Linked DNA regions of Homo sapiens: region 1 is linked to region 2. Evidence: read pairs that join two places in POLR2A ChIA-PET (ENCODE). Cell type or tissue: Caco-2. All regions are shown on one strand. Each heading gives the region's core, and the rest is flanking DNA. Links, peaks and the distances in the headings are about the cores only.

What was found. Peaks named below come from ENCODE experiments on the same cell type or tissue, not always from the same donor. Only the 100,000 strongest peaks of a DNase experiment are listed, where the experiment ranks them.
Region 1: POLR2A ChIA-PET joins it to region 2 with 6 read pairs; 2 of 35 experiments call an interaction of 5 or more read pairs at or near these places.

What each region holds. Positions count from the first base shown.
Region 1 is chr10:63,661,572-63,669,909 of GRCh38, forward strand. The region is part of intron 2 of LOC107984238 (a long non-coding RNA gene); the gene reads right to left. It overlaps LOC124902438 (a long non-coding RNA gene), which reads left to right and starts at 3,062. Exons shown (of 2, transcript XR_007062157.1): 1 at 3,062-3,201. In Caco-2, for the core only: no CTCF peak of the experiment used is centred there; DNase peaks (open chromatin) are centred at 3,120, 3,680 and 4,470; H3K4me3 peaks cover 816 bases.
Region 2 is chr10:63,576,662-63,584,999 of GRCh38, forward strand. All of the region lies in intron 2 of REEP3 (receptor accessory protein 3), which reads left to right. Among named protein-coding and RNA genes, the nearest start is that of REEP3, 59 kb to the left of the region's middle. In Caco-2, for the core only: no CTCF peak of the experiment used is centred there; no DNase peak of the experiment used is centred there.

The DNA.
Region 1 (8,338 bases), core at 1,750-6,749, 85 kb after region 2:
CACTTTGGGAGGCTGATGCAGGCGGATCATGAGGTCAGGATTTCGAGACCAGCCTGGCCAATATGGTGAAACCCCATCTCTACTAATAAATAAATAAAAAATAAAAAAAAATTACAAATAATAGCTGGGCATGCCGGGCACAGTGGCTCATGCCTGTAATCCCAGCACTTTGGGAGGCTGAGACGGGCAGATCACCTGAGGTTGGGAGTTCGAGACCAGCCTGACCAACATGGACAAACCCTGTCTCTACTAAAAATACAAAATTAGCTGGACATGGTGGCGCATGCCTGCAATCCCAGCTACTTGGGAGGCTGAGGCAGGAGAGTCACTTGAATCCAGGAGGTGGAGGTTGCAGTGAGCCAAGATCGCACCGCTGCACTCCAGCCTGGGCAACAGAATGAGACTTTGTCTCAAAAATAAAATAAAATAAAATAAAAATAAAAAAATAATTTTGCTAATGAAGCCCAAACTTTGAAAGAATGTAAGTACAAATAAATATCAAAAAATTAGAGAGGAGGAAAAATTTAAAAATAGAAGGAAGAGATAAAAAAGATGAGAGAAAGAAACAGATATAGAGGAAGGGCAAAAATGATCTAATATACTTACAGGAAGTTTCCCTGAAAAAGAAACTTTAAGCAATTGAACATATCCAGGAGATTTTATATTCATATACAGATACATAAACAGATTATATTAAAATATGATTAGCTTTAAGGATCAGGGATAGAAGCAAGACCATGCTTGAAAATATCTAGTTTTATACGTTTGATGTTGAGAACCATGAAACATTTTATATAATTATAAAACAAAATTAAGTTTTACAAATTATTTCCTTAAAATCAAAAATAAAATAAGTAATCAAAAGGCGTATCTAATTGGTCTCATAATCACACAGAGAGGAGCTATTCCAAATGACTTTATAAAATAGTAATCTTTTGGACATTAATAATGGACTGTGCCCTGAGGACAAAAAGATCTTCAAATCAGAAAAATCACTAAGTCATTTATAGAGTCATGGTGTTGGTGAAAGTGTTGGTATTATTCTGAGACTGTTAGCTGTGCACTGTAAGATAAAGCAACTGAGTATGTGACTTTTTTTTTTTTTTTTTTTGAGATGGAGTCTAGCTCTGTCACCCAGGCTGGAGTGCAGTGGCATGATCTCGGCTCTCACTGCAGCCTCCACCTCCTGGGCTCAAGTGATTCTCCTACCTTAGCCTCCCAAGTAGCTGGAACTACAGGTGTTTGCCACCATGCCCAGCTAATGTTTTGTATTTTTAGTCGAGACGGGGTTTTGCCATGTTGGCCAGGCTGGTCATGAACTCCTGACCTCAGGTGATCTGCTTGCCTCGGCCTCCCAAAGTGCTGGGATTACAGGTGTGAGCCACCACACCTGGCCATTTATGTGATCTTTTGAGTCTGTCATTCTTGATGTTATTAAGAACTGAGATTCTGAGCATGGAAGGAAAGGAGATACAACCTTTCTTATATTACTGTTGTATCACCTTTCTTATATTACTTATATTATCTCCTTTCTTATATTACCTTTCTTATATTACTGTTGTATCTTCTTTCCTTCCATGCTCAGAATCTCACTTCTCAATAACATCAAGAATGACAGACTCAAAAGATCACATAACTGGCCAGGCGTAATGGCTTACACCTGTAATAACAGCACTTTGGGAGGCTGAGGTGGGCAGATCACCTGAAGTCAGGTGTTTGAGACCATCCTGGCCAACATGGTGAAACCCCATCTCTACTAAAAATACAAAATTTAGCCAGGCATGGTGGCGCACGCCTGTAATCCCAGCTACTCGGGAGGCTGAGGCAGGAGAATCATTTGAAACCAGGATGTGGAGGTTGCAGTGAGCTGAGATCGCGCCACTTCACTCCAGCCTGGGTGAAAGACGAAACTCCATCTCAAAAATAAATAAATAAATAAAAGAAAGAAAGGTTAATTAAAAACCCTATGGTTATTGTGACAGTTAATTTTACGTGTCAACTGAGTGACAGGGTGCCCAGATATTTGGCCAAACATTATTCTGGGTGTTTCTGTGAGGGTTTTTTTTTTAATGAGATTAACATTAAAATCAGTAGACTGAGTAAATCAGCTTGCCTTCCTTAATGTGAGTGGGTCTCATCCAGTTAGTTGAAGGCCAGAACAAAAAGGTAGACCCTTCCCTGAATAATAGAGAATTCTTCCTGCCTGGCATACTTTGAACTAGGACATCGGCTTTTTTCCTGCCTTCTGATTGGAACTGCATCTTTGGCTCTCCTAGGTCTGTAGCGTGCAGACTCACCCTGCAGATCTTGGAACTTGCCTGCCTCCATAATCACATCTTCCAATTTCTTTCTTTTTTTTTTTTTTTGGAGACAGAACCTTATTTTGTCGCCTAGACTGCAGTGCAGTAGCACGATGTCGGCTCACTGCAACCTCTGCCTCCTGGGTTCAAGAGATTCTCGTGCTTCAGCCTCCCAAGTAGCTGGGATTACAGGCATGTGCCGCCATGCCTGGCTAATTTTTGTATTTTAATAGAGACAGAGTTTCTCCATGTTGGCGAGGCTGGTCTCGGGTCTCAAACTCCTGGCCTCAAGTGATCACCTGCCTCGGCCTCCTAAAGTGTTAGGATTACAGGCGTGAGCCACCACTCCCGGCCTAAATCTAAATTTATAAAAATCTAAATGTATAGGTTCGACATTAAGAACCATGAAAAATGTTATATAATTATAAAACAAAATCACTTTTTAAAAAATTTTTCCCTAAAATAAAAAATAAAATAAATCAAAATGTGTATCTAATTGGTCTCATGATCACACGGAGAGGAACTATTCCATGTCACTTTATAATCTAGTAATCTTTTATATATTATAATGAATGTACCCTAAGGACAAATATACACACACACATACACACACACATACACACACCTCTATAAACATACATTCTATTGATTCCGTTTCTCTAGAGTCATAAATTTGAATTTAAAGTAAACAGTATGAAGTAGTAACATTTTACTACATCCTACTGGGATTGTTGGGAGGGGCGGGGGGAGGGGCGGGGGGAGGTGGGGGCCAGTCCTTGCTCCGAGAGCTTCCAAGATGGCGGCGGGCCGCTTCCAAAATGGGATGGTGGCAAGCCTCTTGTTCTCTGACCTGGGGTTCTTGGCCTCGCAGATTCCAAGGAATGAAATCTTGGGCCATGCGGTGAGTGTTATAGCTCTATTAGAAGCCGTGGGTCACGGAAGAGAACCGTGGAACCTAGCAACTAGTGTTCAGCTTGATTAGGATGAACCTGGGCACTTAGCCATGCAGGAACAGTGGCAAACCTCTAGCCTGATCTGGAGCGGCAATGGGTGCCTCACTGGATCAGGAGCGCAGCGGACACCCTGCGGGATCCAGAGGGGTGGAAGTCAGTGGCAGGTCTGTGACGGCAGCGAACAGCAGTGGTGGATGGCGAGCAAAAGCTCAGCTCCTGCAGTAACAAACACCGTGAGCAGAAGAGTGTGCAGTGGCAAGATTTAATAGAGTGAAAACAGAGCTCCCATACAAAGGGAGGGGACCCAAAGAGGGTAGCGGTTGCCAGCTGGAATGCCTGGGTTTATATCCTGATCATTGTCCCTCCCGCTGTGCTCTCAGGCTATAGATGATTGGCTATTTCTTTACCTCCTGTTTTTGCCTAATTAGCATTTTAGTGAGCTCTCTTTACTAGCTGATTGGTCGGGTGTGAGCTAAGTTGCAAGCCCCGTGTTTAAAGGTGAATGCAGTCACCTTCCTAGCTAGGCTTAGGGATTCTTAGTCGGCCTAGGAAATCCGGCTAGTCCAGTCTCTCAGGATGATTTGAGTATCAGTAAAGATGATAACTACAATAGATTGAAACATACAAAATATGTTTAACTCTGTTAGTTCATAATGTTACTAAAACACAACAACGGCTCGTTGTTCATCATGGTAGGGTACTAGAAAACCAACTTATTATTTGGAAAGCTGTTAATAAAAAGGAAGATGTAAGCATTTATCCTGCCTTTGCTTTTGAACTGTACTCCTGGGAGCTATATAGCAGGCAAGGGGAACTTTCTTTTTATTCTAGCTGATAAAAGAAAGACTAATAGAATTATAATGTCACCATTTCACAATCCTTAACAAATTAATGCATTTAGAAATTAAGCACCAACATCTGCTGACATAATACAACAAGAGATAAACAGACATTAGGGCCTCCTGATGAAATCACACCACATCCATCAAGTACCCTCGCCAAAGACAACCAAATCTGAATCCCTTCAAACGTCTTAGATTCAGTTACCAATTTAAGAACAGAGACTTGAAGAATGTGCTAAAGAATACCACAAAGTTGCTATCAGCAAAAGCCAGTATGTTTCTAGAGGACATATGACCTGCTCCTTCAACAAATAAATTACACAGGAAAAAAAGAGGGCCAGGCGCGGTGGTGTGATCCTGTAGTCCCAGTTTCTCAGGAGTCTGAGGTGGGAGGATTGCTTGAGCCCAGGAGTTCAAGAATGCAGTTAGCCATGATTGCACCACTTCACTTCAGCCTGGGTGACAGAGTGTGAGATCTTGTCTCAAAAAAGGAAAAAAAAAAAAAAAAAAAAGGAAAGAAAAAAAAGAAGAGATGGAGGGAAAGCCCAGAAATTTAGAAAGAACTAAGAAACGTGATGAATCACAACAAGTAGACTTTACTTGGATCTTGATTCAAACAAATTTAAAAATTATTATATTTGCTGGCTGCGATGGCTCATGCCTGTAATCCCAGTACTTTGGGAGGCCGAAGTGGGAGGACTGCTTGAGCCCAGGAGTTCGAGACCAGCCTGAGCAACATAGTAAGACTTTGTCTCTACAAAAACAAAATTAAAAATTAGCCAGGTGTGGTAGCATGTACATGTAGTTCCAGCTACTTGGGAAACTGAGATAGGAGGAAGGCTTGGGCCCAGGAGGTTGAGGCTGTAGTAAGCCATGATCACATCACTGCACTCCAGCCTGGGTGACAGAGTGAAATCTTATCTCAAAAAAAAATTATATTTATGAGCCAGTTGGAATTTTGAACAATAGATATTTGATGGCATTAAGTAATTATTATCAAATGTTTTAGATATAATAATGGTATTATGGGTTTTTTTTTGAGATTCATCTTTTAGAGGTATATCCTGAAATATTTATGGAGGAAATGATATGGTATGATGTGTGGTATTTGCCTTAAAATTATATAGGATAAAAAAATTCAGTGGAATATAGATAAAATGAGATAGGTTATAAGTAAGATTCTTGAAGCTGAGAGATGGGTCAAAAGGGTTCATTGAAAGTTTCCGTTACATAAAGTTGGTTATTTTTGAAAAACAATCTCTGACTCTTAGTGCAGAACTCTTTCCACCACTCCGTTAAATTGGTCATGGAAAACAGCAACCAAAATTCCAGAATTTTCTACTTTTTTATTTTAATGGGGTTCCCAAAACAAGGGACAAAGGCAGTGGTTAAAATGCTGGTACTGGGAGTTCATGAACTCTTTTTTCTCATCTGACTTTGCCAAGGACTTCCTATGTGGTCTTTAGCAAGATCAGATTTTTTTGTCTTGATTTGGTCACTCTCCAAAAGTGGTTAGAGGTCGAAATGCACATTATGACTTAGAACGCAGCAGTTCTAGCCAAGGAGGGCTCTGCTATTTGCATGAAGATGACTCACTACTCTATCTTAGGAAAAAAATATATCAGCTTTTAAATAACTATCAATACAATGCATTAGATGACAAATGTAAAATGAAAATCTTCATAGAGAAAAAATAAAAATGCTTTATATGAAAGGCTGTTATAGACCAAAGCTTTGTAAGTAACCATATAATTGACTCAAAATAGTAGGACTGTTTTTCACTTTAATGTAAGATCTCATGGTTGGGGGTCTCTACAACTACTTTTTTCATGGTTTTCTTGTTTTTTATATGAAAGATAATATTAATATTTTCTACACTGGTTCTAATCTATGGTTTACATTAATTTCTTGTATAAAGGGCTGCTCACACTTAGATTTTGAGTTTTCAATACCAATACCCTTGCAAACAAATGAAAAGCAATAATCATTTGATGGTAAGACATATGTGCTGTTTTTACTTGTCTTGCCCCAGAAATAAATGAGGTGGTAAAGTAAATGGAATCAACTTTCTCTTTTACCCACCTGGCATCAATTGTTTCTAACTCCAAGCATCTAGCTGAAGATGATTTGTCAGCCAAAGAGGTTGAGGGTTATCCCAGAATTCTCAGTTGCTTATATCACAACTAGACAATACCCTTCTCTGCAGAGGTCCAGTCTCCATACTAATCCTCTACCATATATTTGGACAGATACACTTTCTCAACCACAAACATATGCCTACTCTAATTTTCTTTCTCATATCTGCAAGTTATTTTGCCCAAGATATATATTTTCATCTGTTTCACATTTAGATAGCCTCCCTCAGTGTAAGCTTTAAAATGCTGTCATGGCTTTCGGAAGATTATTACAAGTAAAAGAAAAGTACATGCCAGATAATTATAAATCAGAACTTTTACATACCAGATAGGAGGAAGAAGAGAAAGGGAAGGAGAGGAGTGAAAGCAAAATGCACACATCAGAAAGTTTTGAAACATCTGCAACTCACAAAAATTAATGGTGAATAACATTGTTTGGAATTCCTTGTCCTAGAATATCAAGATAAAATGCTGGTATCTGAACAGAATGCACACAAGATCCTGAGCACATTCAACTAAGCCACACTTAGACCTCTGATGTTGACCTTAGCCCCATATCATGTAGGGCATGATGTTATACTTCCAAAGATAGCTCACTTTCTTTTCTTTTCTTTCTTTTTTTTTTTTGAGACAGAGTCTTGCTCTGTTGCCCAGGCTGGAGTGCAGTGGCGCAATCTCGGCTTACTGCAAGCTCCACCTTCTGGGCTCACACCATTCTCCTGCCTCAGCCTCCCGAGTAGCTGGGACTACAGGCGCCCACCACCACGCCCAGCTAATTTTTTCTATTTTTAGTAGAGACGGGGTTTCACCATGTTAGCCAGGATGGTCTCGATCTCCTGACCTTGTGATCCGCCTGCCTCGGCCTCCCAAAGTGCTGGGATTACAGGCCTGAGCCACCGTGCCGGGCAGATAGCTCACTTTCTGATCATATGTTTGAAGAGCTCACAGGGGCTTGTGCATTTTGCAGCTAATAAATGTTTCCAGTTAAGCAAAATGATTTCTTCTGCAACTGTGAAATAACTTTTTAGGGTTAGACAGTTGACATTTTGGAGATAGTCCTCCATATACATATACATTCTGCTTTCTTTCCATATTCTTACTTTCCAGCCCAAGATTCATAGTCTTAATTTTGTTTGGATATCTGAATTTCTTCTCGGTGTTTAACCCACAGATGCCCATTAATTTTTGTGAGTTGTGGATGTCACAAAACTTTGTGATGCATCCATTTTGCTTTCACTCCTCCCTCCTGTAATGTGTGTAATAGCTCTGTTTTCTAATTGTCTGGTAGGTACTTTTCTCTCTATTCTAAAAAAGTTTCTAATAGCCGTGACAGTGTTTCTTACAGTTTGTCTGCCCTCCTTCCACACCCCACCTCCCATAATCTCAGCAAAAAGGGTTCAGGATTCACCAGCTGTTCCCTCTCTGCCCAGCCCAGCCTGTTTAAGGAGCAGCACTTGCAGCATGTGCCGAAGAAGTCCAAAGGCCCTCATCTGCTCCACCTGACCATTTCCAAAACTCAACCTCAGAAACTGGGCGCTTCTTTATCCCCACCATTGTCAATTCATTGAATACCTACCTACAAGTTCTGTTGTCCTTGAAGCTACTCTGTGTTTAGCCAGTCCTTCCCAAACCCAGTTTTTCAGGATCTCAGAATCAACCTAGTTTATATGCTCTTAAATCTTCCTCCTCCAGAAAAGTCCCCCATTTAACCTAAATGCACGGTCTTGACTTTACCAAATGCCTTCTCGTGGTAGGGCAGGTTCTACTTGGTGACCAGGACCATGCAGGGCATTCTCCCAGGGCCTAAACCCAACCCAGATCTCGGACTTTCCCTAGATTCTGGCACAAGTCAAAAACAGAATCCCAAAGCTGAGAATGCATAGAATTACCTAGGGGTTACTTGTTAAACAGCAGATTCCTGGCCCGGCACGGTGGCTCATGCCTGTAATCCCAGCACTTTGGGAGGCTGAGGCGGGTGGATCACAAGGTCAGGAGTTCAAGACCAGCCTGGCCAAGATGGTGAAACCCCGTCTCTACTAAAAATACAAAAAACTAGCCAGGCGTGGTGGTGGGCACCTGTAATCCCAGCTACTCAGGAGGCTGAGGCA
Region 2 (8,338 bases), core at 1,309-6,308:
ATGGACTGATTGACTTGAACAACAGGAATTATTTTTTCACAGTTCTGGAGACTGGAAGTCCAAAATCAAGTTGCTGCCAGGGTTGGTTTCCTGTGAGGGCTCTTTTCCTGGCTTGTAAGGCAGCCACCCTCCCATATGTCATCACATGGTCTTTCTGATGTGTGCACATGGAGAGAAATATTCCTCTTTTTCCTTTTCATATAAAGACACCAGCCCTATAGTAGGGCTTCACCCTGTGACCTCATTTAACCTTAATTACCACCATAAAGGCCCTAACTCCAAATATAGACACATTTGAAGTTAGAACTTCAACCTGTGAATTTTGGGAAAACCTAATTCAGTCTAGAGCAGATCTTAACACATCTGTTTTGGGAACACCATTCAACCCATAACAACCATTTCTTGGAAAGTTATCAATGTCTATATCTTTAGGTATTTTCTCTTGTGCCAGTCAGATTCTTCAGAGAAGACTCTTCCATTCTGAAAGGTACTTGTTTACCAGCATCCTACTAGGAGAATAAGGCTTGGGGGCGCTCAACATTCAGTTTATAAACTTTTACTCGATCCCTATTAGCCCCACTCTCAGTTGTGCTGGAGATTTGCAAATCCAGAAACCCTCTGATTCACCCCTTTCCAGAGAATAAACATAAGGGTTTCCCTGGGGAAGGAGGGACATTGACAGGCTTCTGGAATGAGAAGGTATCTTGGAGTCTCTCTCCTCCTTAAGCAGATGTACAGCCATCCTTCCTAACTTTAGCACCCCTGTCCTTTTTGTTTTGTTAGACAGGGTCTTGCTGTGTTGCCCAGGATGGAGTGCAGTGGTGCCATCATAGCTCACTGCAAGCTCCACCTCCTGGGTTCATGCGATCCTCCCTCCTTGGCCTCCCCAGTAGCTGCGACTACAGGCACATGGCACCACATCTGGCTATTTTTCTTTTCTTTTTTCTTTTTTTCTTTTTTTTCCTTTTAAGTAGGAAAAAAAAGCTGTTCTTGAGCTCCCGGGTCCAAGCTATCCATCCACCTGGGCCTCAGAAATTGCCAGGATTGTTAGGCATGAACCACTGCACCCAGCCTCTGTAACCCTTTTGACCAGGAATTTTGCCACCATTTCTTTTGGCGAGCTCTGCAGTGTAGAGTTAAGTTGCTTCTCAGTTTTTCCCCCTGCCAGCTTGCTGTTCAGTTTTCTCAGGTCTCCTAACTCAGTTACTACTCATCCATTTCCTTCCTGGTTCCAAAATTCTTATGTTCTCTTCTATATTCTTCTGAGCTTATGCTGTCTTTAAAAATCACTTTACTGTTGTTTTAATATTTGTAGAGGGAGTGGAACTGAATATGTATATTCAGTTTACCATCTTTACCCAAATTTCCAAATTGACTTTGTGAGTGGGATACTTGCAGTTGAGTTACTCTGTGGTATGTATGTATGTATGTATTTATGTATGTATTTATTTATTTAAAGTCGGAGTCTTGCTCTGTCACCCAGGCTAGAGTGCAATGGTGTGATCTCAGCTCAGTGCAACCTCCACCTCGCAGGTTCAAGCGATTCTCTTGCCTCAGCCTCCCGAGTAGCTGGGATTACAGGCACCTGCCACCACACCCAGCTAATTTTTGTATTTTTAGTAGAGACGGGGTTTCACCATGTTGGCCAGGCTGGTCTCAAACTCCTGACCTCGTGATCCGCCTGCCTCAGCCTCCCAAAGTGCTGGGATTACAGGCGTGGGCCACAGCGCCCACCCGATTTACTCTATAATATTAAGTAAGACTTATTATACCCTTAACATTGGTTTTTAAATGTGTTCACTTAGGAAATAGATTTAAAGTAATATATGGCCGGGCATGGTAGCTCACACCTATATCTCAGCACTTTGGGAGGCCGAGGTGGATGGATCAATCGCTTGAGTCCAGGAGTTTGAGACCAGCCAGGGCAACTTGGTAAAACCCCGTCTCTACCAAAAAAATACAAAAATTATCCAGGTGTGATGGTACACGCCTGTAGTCCCAGCCACTTGAGAGGTTGATGTGGGAGGATCGCTCAAGCATAGCAGTTCAAGGCTTCAGTGAGCCAAGATCATGCCACTGCACTCCACCATGGGCAAGAGAGCAAGACCCTGTCTCGAAACATAAAAATAAAAATAAAGTAATACATACTGTCGTTTTTTCAATGCTTGAAAATAACTTTAACATTTAATTGTAGCTGACATACACTGAATTCATGTGTGCTTACTTAAATTAGGTTATTATTTCTTTATAAACCTAATTTTTCATATGTCATGTTTACTATTTTATATGTAATATATACAGCATATCACTTCACTGGTAAAGTAACTGGTACTGTTATAATCATCAAGTGTTTTATATTCTTCACTATGTGTTTTTTTTTGGGGGGGGGGAGATGGAGTCTCTCTCTGTCACCCAGGCTAGAGTGCAATGGCGCATCTCAGCTCACTGCAACCTCTGTCTCCCTGGTTCAAGCAGTTCTCCTGCCTCAGCCTCCCGAGTAGCTAGGTTTACGGTCACCCACCACCACGCCCAGATAATTTTGTATTCTTAGTAGAGATGGGGTTTCACCATGTTAGCCAGGCTGATCTCAAACTCCTCACCTCAAGTGATCTCCCCACTTCAACCTCCCAAAGTACTGGGATTACAGTCCTGAGCCACCACACCGGGCCCTTCATTGTGTTTTCTAAAAACAATTTCTGATCACCTGGGGATTATTACAACAGATCTAACTTTAGGAAAGTAAGTATTAAATTTGAATAAGATTATATAATAGGGGGATTTAAATTAAATGCCTAACAGAGTTTCATCCAAAATTTTAGAATGTGAATTCAAGGAACTCTTGACCCTTCTGAAGTAAATTGAAAGCATTTCCACAGTGTTCACACTAGGATGTAGCTAGCCAACTCACAGCTGCCTGTCCTCTTTTAGCTTCCAATGAAAATGCTTTGGAAAACATACACATAGAAAAAGAAATTCTCACAGTAATACTTAAACCTAAGAGGCTAAGCAATCAGGCTTTTGCTAAAATCTAGGAAGAATGTTACCAACTGTAGTGCCAATGGAAATGGATTTTTTAAACCATTTTAAATGGGACTGAAACAGTTGTTTCCATTAAAGGAAATGTTGCTAAGAAGTAAGTTGGAGGGAGGCCTAGCCACCCCCACCCTAATCCCTAGTGATGGAATAGTTTAAAACCATAAAAGCTACAATAACCAGAAAACTCAACTGCTACCACCCTCACTGCAGGGAGACCTGAATTCAGAGGCAGCCAGTGTTTGCCTTCCCTTTTTCAGAAAACATAGCCTCACTACTTTGAAGAAAATACCAGTAATTTCCACACAGGAGAAATAATCATTGACTATAAGAGAAATCAACAATGTAGTAATAAACTAATTATAAAAAATTGAAATGATAGTAATATATATCATAATTTATATTCTTGACTATAATAGCTGGTTTTCGTTGTTGTTGTTGTTGTTGTTGTTTTGAGGTGGGGGGGTGGTATTGCTCTGTCGCCCAGGCTGGAGTGCAGTGGTGTGGTCAAACTCACCACAGCCTCAACCTCCTGGGCTTCAGCTATCCTCCAACTTCAGCCTCCTCAGTAGCTGGGACTCCAGATGTGTGCCACCACGCCCATCTAATTTTTGAATTTTTTCTAGAGACGGGGGTCTCACTATGTTGCCTAGGCTGGTCTCAAACTCCTAGATTCAAGTGACCTTCCCACTTCAGCTTCTCAGAGTGCTGGAATTACAGGTGTGAGCCACTGCATCCAGCTATAATAGCTTTAAAAGACTATTTTGAAAAGGAAGGAAGAAAAATCAAAAGAATCTGTAAGAAATGTAGCATGAATAAAGCAATATAAGAGCAAAAAATAAAAACAAAATCAGGTAAATTAGTGTATCTAGGAGTTTCTTTGAATAAGTTTAATAAGATAAACACTTGAAATAACTAAGGTATAGGGTAAGATAGAAAAGGACTGAAAAAAATGAAAAACAAGAAAAGAGTTTAAGCAAGCAGTACTAAATTTAAGTGACATAGAAAATATTAAACTACCTATAATTTTTATTAAAAAATGGGCCAGGCACAATGGCTCATGCCCGTAATCCCAGCACTTTGGGAGGCCAAGGCAGGAGGATCATTTGAGCCCAGCAGACCAGCCTGGGTAACATAGCAAGACCCTACCTCTACAAAAAAAATAAAAATAGCCGGGCATAGAGACATGTGCCTACAGTGCCAGCTGCTTGGGAGACTAAAACAAGAGAATCACCTGAGCCCAGGAGGCTGAGGCTGCAGTGAGCTGGGATTATGCAACTGCACTCCAGCCTGGGGGACAGAGTGAGACCCTGCCTCTAAACAAATTAAAAAGAGTATTTTCTAATAATATCAGATAGACCTATTTTTTCCTTTTCAGCTAAAGATTATATTATTTATGCAATGACATTTCCCCTTTCACACAATACTGGGATCTGTCTTTGGAATACCCAGACATGTACATCATCTTTCCATTATGTAATTTTAAAAATATAGTGCTTTACCAACTACAGCTGTAATAATCAGATTGTCAACCAGATTGCCATCACACCGTGAAAGGTCCTCCTAAAAATATAAAAGCTAGAGCTATTCCTGAAGATTGTAGCTAAATACATAAAATAAAATCACTCTCCAAAACGTCATAACTTTAAAAGCACCCAAAATGTAATGGAAATGTAAAATGATAAAGTTTTTTTGAAAAACTATAAAAAAATTAAAATGCATTGAAATGTATTATACAAATATTTACCTTAAATTTTGTCTCTTGGCTACGTGTGGCAACTCACGCCTGTAATCCCAGCACTTTGGGAGGCTGAGGTAGGAGGATTGCTTGAGCCCAGGAGTTTGAGACTAACCTGGGCAACATAGCAAGACTCTGTCTCTACAGAAAATAAGGAAAAATTAGCTGGGCGTGGTGGCATGTGCCTATAGTCCCAGCTACTCAGGAGGCTGAGGGAGGAAGATCGCTTGAGCCCAAGAGTTCCATGCTGCAGTGAGCTATGATTGTGCCACTGCATTCTAGCCTGGGTGACAGAGCAAGACCCTGTATTTAAAAAAAAAAAAAACTCTTGCTATTAGAAGAGAGTTTTTAAATTGTATTTTTAAAAATTCTTTTATCTGCTCAATTGTTAGCTATGAACAGTGCCTCTGAGAAGTATGCTAAAGGTTCAGCTCCTTTTTTTTTTTTTTAGCTTTTTGGTATTTTTCTTTTAAATGATGATGTGCCCAAACAGTATTATGAAACTAAGGGTACATTTTAAATGTTTACACTGAACAGATTATCTCACAATACCAAGTTTGTCTTTTCTCTAAACCCAAGGCTCTTACATTCTCTTCGGAAATGGCACCACCTTCCTCTAGTTGATATTGTCAGAACATGCACAGCACAGCCTCTCACTGCAGTGCTTCTCAAAATTTAATGATCATGCCAGTCCCCTGGGATTCTGCTAAAATGCAGATTCTGATTTAATAGTTCTGGCCTGAGCTTCAGATTCTGCATTTCCAACAGGCTTCCAGGTGATGCCAGTGCAGCTAGTCTGTAGACCACAGTTCACATCACAAAGATTCTGTGCATGTCCTCAACTCTGGTTACATATCAAAACCACTGGAGGAGCTTGACTTTTAAACATCTGTCTGCCCTCTCTCTGCACCTTGTGATAATGAGGCCTCAGAATCTATATAACTGTTTGTAATCACCACATGATTCCTATCCACAGCCAAGTTGAAAACCACTGATTAAGCAGTATATTATTTTATTGTGGCACTCAGGCAACCCTTCACTACACCTTTACTACACTGTGTGCTTTTAAAAACATATATGTTGATGTAAACGAATAGTTGATTTTAGAAACATCTTATGTAAATTGATTGATTAACAACTTGGAATATATTATAGAAAAATAATATTTTAGTAAAATTAACTATAAGATACAATTAGGGGAGTAAGGCTATTGAGTAGGACTTCCTCCTAGTTTCCATTTTTTGTGGCTGGCTCTAGACCAAATGTCTCCGTCAGTGAAGTGTCCCTTTATAATCACCCACCCTTCTTTCATAGCTTTCTGCAGCCTCTGTGTACCTGTTTCCTTAGGCCTCCACTGTGGCACTCAGGCAGCCCCTCTTTACCCATGTATCCTGTATTCTGTGCTCCGTTACTTGCTGCCCTCCCACTATCTCCCACTCACCTAAATGTGAACTTTCTCTCTGTGTGGTTGATTGCACATGCCTTTGAAGAGAAGTAATTTGATAACACAGGTTTGTTCTCGGTCATGATGGAGATTTTGTCTTCCTGGAGTTTTTTTTCTTTTTTGTTTTGAGATGGAGTCTCGCTCTGCCACCCAGGCTGGAGTGCAGTGGCACGATCTCAGCTCACTGCAACCTCCGCCTCCCGGGTTCACGCCATTCTCCTGCCTCAGCCTCTGCCTCCCAAGTAGCTGGGACTACAGGCGCCCACCACCACACCCAGCTAATTTTTTGTATTTTTAGTAGAGACGGAGTTTCACTGTGTTAGCCAGGATGGTGTTGATCACCTGACCTCATGATCCGCCCACCTCAGCCTCCCAAAGTGCTGGGACTACAGGCGTCAGCCACGGTGCCTGGCCCCCGGAGTTTTTTTTCTATCAGTCTTTGCTTTCTCAGGAAGACCATGTGGTCCTACTATTATAAGGGCCAGTTCTTGACATTTAAATACTTACTGTATGTTTAAAGTATGCTGTCAAACCTACTATAAAGCAACAGTAGTATATAGGGGCTGTTATGTTCCCTAAAGAATGGAATTTTTCATTTACTAAGTCAGCCATAGCCTTGCCAGACACCTAGAGAATGAAGCATCTCTTTTGGTGGCTCGGTTAATGTCCTTTGTGGAAGGAGCCAGATGGAGTCGACTGTGTGAAGTTAGATAAGGCCTAGGTGCCTAAGAAGTGGGACCAAGACCAAGAGAAAGAAGGAAGTAGGATGACAGTTTGGTATGGGAACTAAGATAACCAGTAGGATGGCTGTGTAGTCCAGTCTATATTTGAATAGTCTTTTTTCCCATGCTAAAATCCCGAGAAATTCTGTGTGGTCCTGTTAAAAGGGAACTGTGTCTCTTACAAATGCTTATTATCCCAAATAAATCAATAGAACTTTAAATAATATAAAAAGTGAAGTATGAATTCTCAGCCAGTGTTGATGGAGAGAGTTATTTTGGGACTGAGAAGTCATTCCTTCCTAAATTCTGCTCCTGGGAACAGTTCCCTTAAGCAGTTCCTGATTTTTGCATCTTTAACACTTCTTTTAAATTAATTATCATCTAATTTTTTAACATATCTGTACTTTCCCATCTCTCAAGTTTCTTAGACTCTACTGAGGTCAGGGTTGAGATATATAAGGCTTCTCTGATTCAAGGGCACTGGGGAAGACCAGTGCAATGTTGCGACAGAGGTATCCATTTCTATATACAGTCGGCCCCATTTTAACTCACTGTAACACCAGATACATTTATATAATGTGAGGCTTTCTCCTTCAGAGCAACAGGATATTCTGTGAGGTATTTGGCAGTGATAATTAGAAACTGCAGGTAAACAATGTTGCTGCCAGTTCCGCATCTGAAAGTAGAACTCCCAAGTCATTGGTGTACTGGGGAGGTGCTGACAGTTAAAACCTGCTTAGATGGGCATGGGGGGAGAAGTACCCCAAAGTTGAGGGAGCTCACATCAATCCTAAGCTAACATATTCACCCCCAACACATGCCCCATCTTTTTAAAAAAAAAAAAAAAAAAAACTATTTTCAGCCACAGTCTCTAGTCACTTTGGATTTAACTTCAAATAGCTTTTTTTCAACCATGCCTCTAACTTGGCACAGCTCTGAGAAAAAATCCCGTAACCAAGCCATCTGGGTTGGATAAAACAGGGAGCTTTTCTATTTGATTTCTCACATTTTGTTCCTCTTTGTTTTTAATGATGGAGTGGGGGGGGAATCATTATGAAGTAACCAAATTATTGGATAAGTTAGTGAATCGGGAATAGATCTTTTCAACTCTATACTGTCTCTAAAAAAATCTGTATCAGAGGATCTCTCTGTTGTCTCTGAAATGTGGTGTAGAATGAATGTTTTGGGTGAATTGACTTGAGTGGGTAACAAGTAATGGTCAGAAAATAAAGTTCTCATTGGGTGGTCTGAAATTCAGCAGTGTTTATTTCTTTTTAGACTCAGCAGAGATTTTTTTTTTCCAGTGAAGCATATTTTAACATGTTATGCTCTGGATTTACTTAGTATGGTTTTAAGTGAATCATTAGGCATGTGTGATTTTTCATTTTTTCTTAAAGACCA